Linked DNA regions of Homo sapiens: region 2 is linked to region 1. The links are chromatin contacts, found by Hi-C or POLR2A ChIA-PET in ENCODE. All regions are on one chromosome and are shown on one strand. Each heading gives the region's core, a stretch centred on a gene start or an enhancer-like site at or near the end of the contact. The rest is flanking DNA. Distances are from core to core; before and after follow the strand shown.

Region 1 (3,614 bases), core at 267-2,766:
ATCTTAGCACTGAAAAATAGAAACTAATAGTTGAGGGGAGGAGAGGAGGTGTATGTGAAGCCGTGACAGAAAAAAGGACCTCTAAAAATAAATCCAACCACATTCTACAAATCCAAATTTTCAACGGTGACTTCCCAGATCAAGAGGTTCCTAAAGTAAAGGCCAGAAAGTAAACAAAATGATTCCATTAATGCCTCTTAGGACCTGCTGCAGAGAAAAGTAAATGAAGAAACCATTTCTCATCCATGAAATTGAGAAGGAGAACCTATGACCAATATAAGTAATACTGTCTTCAAGCAAACGATAAACACCCACGAGGCCCAAAATAGGAAACTCGGAGAGAGATGAGCCAAACTTAGTAAGTGGGTCCTGGATAGTTAAAAGGCAAGAACTTAAAAGGAATGCAAAGTCAGAGGGTGTAAAACCTGATGATGTGGGAAACGAAGAAACTACTTGGTCAACTACTAACAGAGAAGAATGTATCAATTTGATCTTTTTTAAAAGTCTGGCTGTTAAGTATCTTTAAGATTATCTTTGGCTGGACACCCTGGCTCACACTTATAATCCCAGCACTTTGGGAGGCCAAGGACGGAGGACTGCTTGAGGCCAGGGCAGTTTGAGACCAGCCAGGGCAACATAGTAAGACACCATTTCTACAAAAAAATTAGCCAGGCATGGTGGCATGCGCCCATAGTACCAGCTACTTGGGAGGTTAAGGCTGCAACGAGCTGTGATGCTTCCACTGCACTCCAGCCCCGCTGACAGAGCAAGACCCTACTTCCAAAAAAAAAAAAAAAAAAAAAGACAATCTTTAATTATTTTTTCAATCACATACTCTAAAATATGAATCAGAATTATTCTTTCCAAGACACAACCCTGTAATGAATGGCATTTGGAAAACTCCCTTTAGTCCCAGATTCAACTTCAAAACATGATTCCGAAGTCTGACACCCCTGGTCAGCGCACGCCCCGTGAGGCATCTCACCCATTCCCGAGCTTCCATTCTGCGGCTGGGGCCTGCTGCTTGCTGCTGGGCTGGCTGCTGGCGCTGGAGGAGCTACTTGCGGCTGCCCGAGTCCTGAAGATCAAAAGGGAAACCCCGTTTTAGTGCAAAGGATTTGGGTTAAGAGATTTAAACTTGGGTAGAAGGAATGCTCTGGGAAAGTGTAAATTTTTTATTTTGTCAAAGACTCCCATGGATTAGAATTCGTGCTGAGGCATTCCATGGCACTCGGTGAATTTGCTAGGGGTTCACTTTTTGTTTTCATTACACAAAAGGTTGGCTCCATCTACCTTTCACCTGCTTAGAATTGATAGCCTTCAGTGTTAATGAGGTTCTCCCCTAAAGCCTTGCCCATTTCTCCTGCAACAACCTGCAGTAAAGTCACTGGGTTGAATCTGTGACATTACCACTATTTCCATAGCAACAAATCGATGTCATCAACAGAACCGTGTGTTCACGGCAGGATCAATCAGAAGAAAAAGCTGGGTGGTAAGAAAAACCTAAAAGCAGTTCAGTTGTCTCTGAAGTGCTCCTGCTTCAAAGGAACAGGAGACATTCAGAAAGGATTCCACCCTCTCCCTCCCAAACAAAGCAACCTTATTTTGCAACTGACAGTTGGTGGAAAAGGCAAGTTGAAAGAGTCTCCAGTACCATGAAGTGCTGGTGAACTGTCACAGCGGGGAGAGATGACAATGGGGTTCGGAAGCAGGTGTGTCAAGGAAACAGGAAGATTAAAAGTAAAGGGGGGGAAATGAGCGTGTCTCAAGCAGAAAATAAGAAATGCCACCATAAGAGCATGTATTTGCCATCACTCTTTACACAAATGTTGATGGAGCTGAAGAATGTTAAAACTGTAAAATATGCCTCATTTTGTGAAATAACAGATTTATGGAATTTGACTTTGCCTTAGTGATTGGCTCTAAAAGGCAGAAGTCAACCTCATGTGGGCAGCTCACCAAGGGTACTTGCAGCACACAAAGGCAACTCAAAAAACTTTCCTAGAGTGCCCTGAGAACAAAAATGGTACCCACGGCTGGGAGGGCTTCCCACCTGCCACCCTGTCTCTGCCTTCTCCAACTGCTGAGTTCGCATTCCTGCTGCGTTTTCCAAGGTCCTAACTCAAACGGGCACATTACACACTGATTTAATTTACTTCTGCCAATATTACTCTTAACTGGCACAACTAAATGAGAGGTGGTTGTGCCATTAGAGTAAAATAAATTTAGCATAAAATTAAAAAGGTTAAATAGAACTGTTTAGTTCTTCCTATGGAGAGAAAAATTGAGAGACCTTATTTACATAGAAAAAGAGCCAGATTATTGACAGTGAAATTTTTGTGTTTACATTTTGGCTTTTCCATTATCTCTGAATTTACAAAGCGTCACACAAAATAGCAAAGGAAAACTGCTCATCTCTGACAATGCATCTTGTGAAGGAACAGTCTAAAATTCTGCAGTGGACCTTTTTTAAAATCAATAGAAAAAGATGAGTTGCTCAGGAAATAGTATTGGGGCTAAGTGGCTGGAAAGAAATAGAACAAAAGCTGTATCTTTACCTGCTTCATGAATTATATTATTCAAGAGAATAAAGATGTAAACATTCAAAAACAGAAGAGTACCATAAAAATACATAAGCCCCTGCTACACTCCCTCCGACTTCCTCCCTCTCTTCTATCATCTCCAAAACCACTAAACTAGAAAATCCCCTGCTGAGATCATATCTGCTTAAGAACTTTGTTGAAAAGGATGTGGTCATCTGATCTTGCTGATCACATAGATTCAATTTCTATAAAAATGTAGCTAAATCTTAAGAGGTACCTAACAGACAAATTCCCAGGGACAGAAAGTAGAAGAGGGGTCACCAGAGAATGGCGGGAGTGGGGAATGGAGTAGTGTTTAATAGGCTCAAGAGTTTCGGTTTGGGATGATGAAAAAGTTCTGAAGATGGATGGTGATGATGGCTTACGCCAACGTTAATGGACTTAATGTCACTGAACTGTATGCTTAAAACTGCTCAAATGTAAATTTCATGTTAGGTAGTATTTTACCACAATTTTTAAAAATGTGACTTACCTTAGTTTACCTATTCTAAGATCCACATTTTTTTCACATTTTAACATGTAAATTAATGTCTTACCATCACTTCCTTTTAGCAGTACATAATGTAACAGTACAGTCTTGTGATCCCCGGATTCTGAGAGTCCATGAAGCACAGAATATTTAACAATCAAGCCCTGTAATACGTATGAATTACAGCTACCCTTTCTTGAGTGCTCACCCTGCTTCAGGTACTGCATTCAGGAGAGTGCAGGTACGTGCATTGCTACAGTGCCTGCCAGCCCTAGGATGTAGACACTATTATCATACCCTTTAACAGGTGAGAACGCTGGGTTAGAGGAACCACGTAACTGGCTCAAATCACACAGCTGGGAAGCAGGACATCTGCTTGAACCGAGGCTTTTATGACTAGATCCATGTACTTCATCATCATCTAGGTAATTGTTAACTGTGAACGACCAATTCTGGCAGCCGCAACTCTAGTTGTGAGATCTGGTAATTAGGAAAAGCTACTAATCCACTTACTAGAGCAATCCTTAACTCCTGCTCTGGAC
Region 2 (3,650 bases), core at 139-2,638, 350 kb before region 1:
TGTCTCTTAAACCTTTCTTTGATTTTTCTGACTCCCTTCTTTTTGTGCTACATTCCAGATAATTTCCTTAACTATCTTTCAGTTCATTGAACCTTTCCATAGCTATATCTAACCTTCTATTAAATATGCCCCATTGACAATGTTTTTAATTTTAATAAATTTTTTATTTCCATATATTTTTTAAATCAAATCTGCTTTGACTTTCTTTATGGTTTCTTATTTCCCAAATATACTTGTGAGCTTGTCTTTTATTTCTCTAAAATATATTCAACATGGCATTTTAGAGACTCCATAATCTGAAATGGTGTATTTGGGGTGTAGCCTTGTGGGACCCTAGCTTTATGATAAGGATCTTGGCTGTGTCCATGCAGCCTTGGAAAGCAAAGCTCGAGTTCATCAGGTAGCAAATGTTCTTAGGGTAAAGGCTGTTTGTAATGCCACACTTACCTATCTGGTTTCCCATCTTTATTCAATCTCTGACCAAAGGATTTTCTTTTATTTTACTAGCTCACGAATGCTTTTCAAAAAGATGTTTAACATACTCTTTTTTTCAGAATAATGAGCTGTTTGATTGGGAGAATGGATCTAGGTGTCTAGTCTGCCGTACTACCAGAGGAAGCTGGGATTTCCTTGTTCCATCAGACTTACTCAGACTTTCTTTCTTTTCTTTTCTTTTTTTTTGCTCTGCCTGTGATGCCCATGAGCAGTGTGACTGGGCACCTACATCCAGGGTGGCAAGGGCATGTAGTTTGCTCTTCCAAAGATTAGTTTCTTTTCCAGCTCCTGCCCATTTACAGCTCAGTCTTATGGCAAATGGTGTCATTGGGCTCACATTTTTTCATTTTTCCAAGAGGTGTCCAGTGTATAGAATATCACTTAGAGGGCTAATTGGGTGGGGAAGAAAGATCAAAGGAGTGGAGAGGAAAGGCTGCAGCTGAAGTGATAGGAGCCATTTATTGACAAAAAGATGTGAGTTAGAGATTTGGAAAAGAGTACTCTGTTGTTTCAGCTACATCACATTATATATCTGGTGAACCTTGCTGGCCCATGAAATCCTTTCCATTAGTCAGGGTTCTCTGTGCTTTTGTTCTTGACTACTGCTGTTCTTAGTGCTATTCGGTTTGCTTGTATGTCTCAGTTTCCTTTTCAGAAGGCAGATTGTCGTCTATTTAGGAATGCATTTACTGTAATTGGAGTGTTCTGGCTTGTTTAGTCCCCTCTTCAAATATAAGACTCATATCTTGAAGCTTATGTTCAGAAAATATGCGCGTGTGATCCCTTTGCCCCAAGTGCCAACAGCAGATGTAGCAGTTGACACGCTGCAGGGAATTTCCAACTGCTGGGCAGGTTTCTGAAATCCGGACACGTGCTGTTCACACTTTGGCTTCTGAGGCAAGGATCAGTGGTTGAAAGAGGGGAGGAGCTGGCAGGGGACTGCAGGGAGAAAGATCTTATAATGCCTGCCCAGGGCTTTAGGCTGTGTCAGCTTTCTGCATCTCTTCTCCAGCTGGAGCTGGCAGGGTCGAATAAATCACTGCAGAGTAGTTATGAGCCCAGCTCACCAGGGACTTCTTTGAGGCACACCTGTGACGTCATCCTGTTATCACTGTCTGTTCCACATAACCTCTTTTCACCTCTCCCCTGAGAGAGGGTGATGCCCAGAACTCATGTCAGGGCAATGAGCAGAGGAAAATGTTTCGTAAGTATTATTTTTCAGATGCCTGCTAGGGATACAGTTGTAGGCCATTGACACATTCTTCAATATTCCTCATTGGAAGAGAAAACCTGTGTTTGCAAACATGGCCTGAATACCCCTTGTGGATAAAACTTCTTTTTAAACTTGGAAAGAAAGTCTTGAAACTCCTAAGTGGTCTCTTTTTGTACCCCTTACCTCTCTCGTTCCTTCCCAAACATGCACACACAGACACATTACATACAGAGTCTGCTGTGTTCAAAATCCTTCACTGACTTCCCATTTCACTCAGTGTAAAAGCCACATTATTTACAAGGCCTTCATATATGGACCTCTTCTCCTGCCCCCCCCCCCCCCCCCCGCCCCCGCATTGCCTCTCTCTGAGCTCATTCACGACTGTTCTCCCCATGGCTTGGTTACTCTGCTTCAGCCACACTACCCTTCTTGCAAGTTCTCTGCTAAGCTGGGGACTCTCCCACCTTTGGCCCTTCGCATTAGCTGTTTTCTCTGTTTGGAATGTTCTGCATCCAGCCATCTGTCTGGTGAATACCTCGCCTCCTATAAGTCTTTGCTTAATGTTACTTCTGTGAGACCTGCCCCAACCATCCTATTTAACACTGCTGCATTCTACTCCAAACCTGCACTCTTTATCTTCCAATTCTATTGATTTATTTTCTAAATACTAGATAATTAATGTGTATATGTTTATTATTTATTTTCCTCTACTATTCTGCAAGAATGTAAGCTCCCTGCTTATAGGGGTCTCTGGTCTGTTTTATCCACTGATACATTGTGAACATCTAAAACAGTCCCTGACCTGTTGTAACTTCTCAGTAAACATGCGTTATATCAAGTTCAAGTCAAAGAATAATTTGAGGCCAGGTGCCGTGGCCGACGTCTGTAATCCCAGCTCTTTGGGAGGCCAGTGCAGGTGGATCACTTGAGCTCAGGAATTCAAGACCAGCCTGGCCAACATGGCGAAACCCTGTCTTTACTAAAAAATACAAAAATTAGCCAGGCATGGTAGTAATCCCAGCTACTTGGGAGGCTGAGGCAGGAGACTGGCGTTAACCCGGGAGGTGGAGCTTGCAGTGAGCCGAGATCACCCCATTGCACTCCAGCCTGGGCAACATTGCAAGACTCCGTCTCAAAAAAAAGAATAATCTGTCAGCAGGTCAGCCTGGACAATGAAGATTGAATGGCAAGGGCAGGGGCATCTGTTAACTAGGTTACTGCTCATAATCTTACTGTCTTTCCTTGTTTTTTGTTAAGGTGACTTTCTTGAAAGCATAATTTCCAAATGCATATTTTACATCTGGCATTAAAGTAAAATCCATTAAATGTGCTTTGGTATCTACTGTTGTATTAATCCTTTCTCATACTGCCATAAAGACATACCTGAGGCTGGGTAATTTATAAAGAAAAGAAGTTTAATTGGCTCATAGTTCCACAGGCTGTACAGGAAACATGGCTAGGGAGGCCTCAGGAGAATCACAATCATGGTGGAAGGCAAAGAGGAAGGAGGCACGTCTTCCATGGCTGGAGCAGGAGGAAGAGAGTGAAGGGGGAGGGGCTACAGACTTTAAAACAACCAGATGTCCCGAGAGCTCCATCAGGAGATAGCACCAGGAGGATGGTGCTAAACCATCAGAAACCACCCCAGGATGCAGTCACCTCCTACCAGGCCCCACCTCCAGCACTGGAAATTACAATTCATCATGAGATTTGAGTGGAGACACAATCCAAACCATATCAGCTCTTAACCCTGGAGTAAATATCATTGGGGCTCTGGAAAGTAAATTTCTATAGAACAGCGTAAGTTCAGTCCTTTCTGGTCTCTTGAATCTTTCATCTTTTACTCTCTGTCCTTTCTTCCTGACTAGAAATACTTTTTTATTTCCCTACTCATATATCATATTTTTACATTCACCTAACTGGAGCAATTCTGTCCTATTTA

What was found. Hi-C counts contacts between places; a loop is a spot of excess contacts on that map. ChIA-PET counts read pairs that join two places held with the same protein, here RNA polymerase II (POLR2A). Pooled maps may share reads with other maps.
Region 2: a loop to region 1 is called in a pooled map, with 3 times the contacts of the local background. The contact joins two enhancer-like sites. A Hi-C loop is called at or near these places in 2 of 50 pooled maps. POLR2A ChIA-PET finds 5 or more read pairs at or near these places in 2 of 52 experiments (OCI-LY7 and activated T-cell).

Annotation. Positions count from the first base shown.
Region 1 is chr17:1,869,898-1,873,511 of GRCh38, reverse strand. RPA1 (replication protein A1) reads right to left here. Exons shown (of 17, transcript NM_002945.5): 6 at 986-1,078. Among named protein-coding and RNA genes, the nearest start is that of RPA1, 42 kb to the right of the region's middle. Within about 2 kb of position 1,516, at least 2 of the 41 ENCODE cell types and tissues checked have a DNase peak (open chromatin) inside an H3K27ac peak, as active enhancers do.
Region 2 is chr17:2,220,954-2,224,603 of GRCh38, reverse strand. All of the region lies in intron 10 of SMG6 (SMG6 nonsense mediated mRNA decay factor), which reads left to right. Among named protein-coding and RNA genes, the nearest start is that of SMG6, 81 kb to the left of the region's middle. Within about 2 kb of position 1,388, at least 16 of the 41 ENCODE cell types and tissues checked have a DNase peak (open chromatin) inside an H3K27ac peak, as active enhancers do.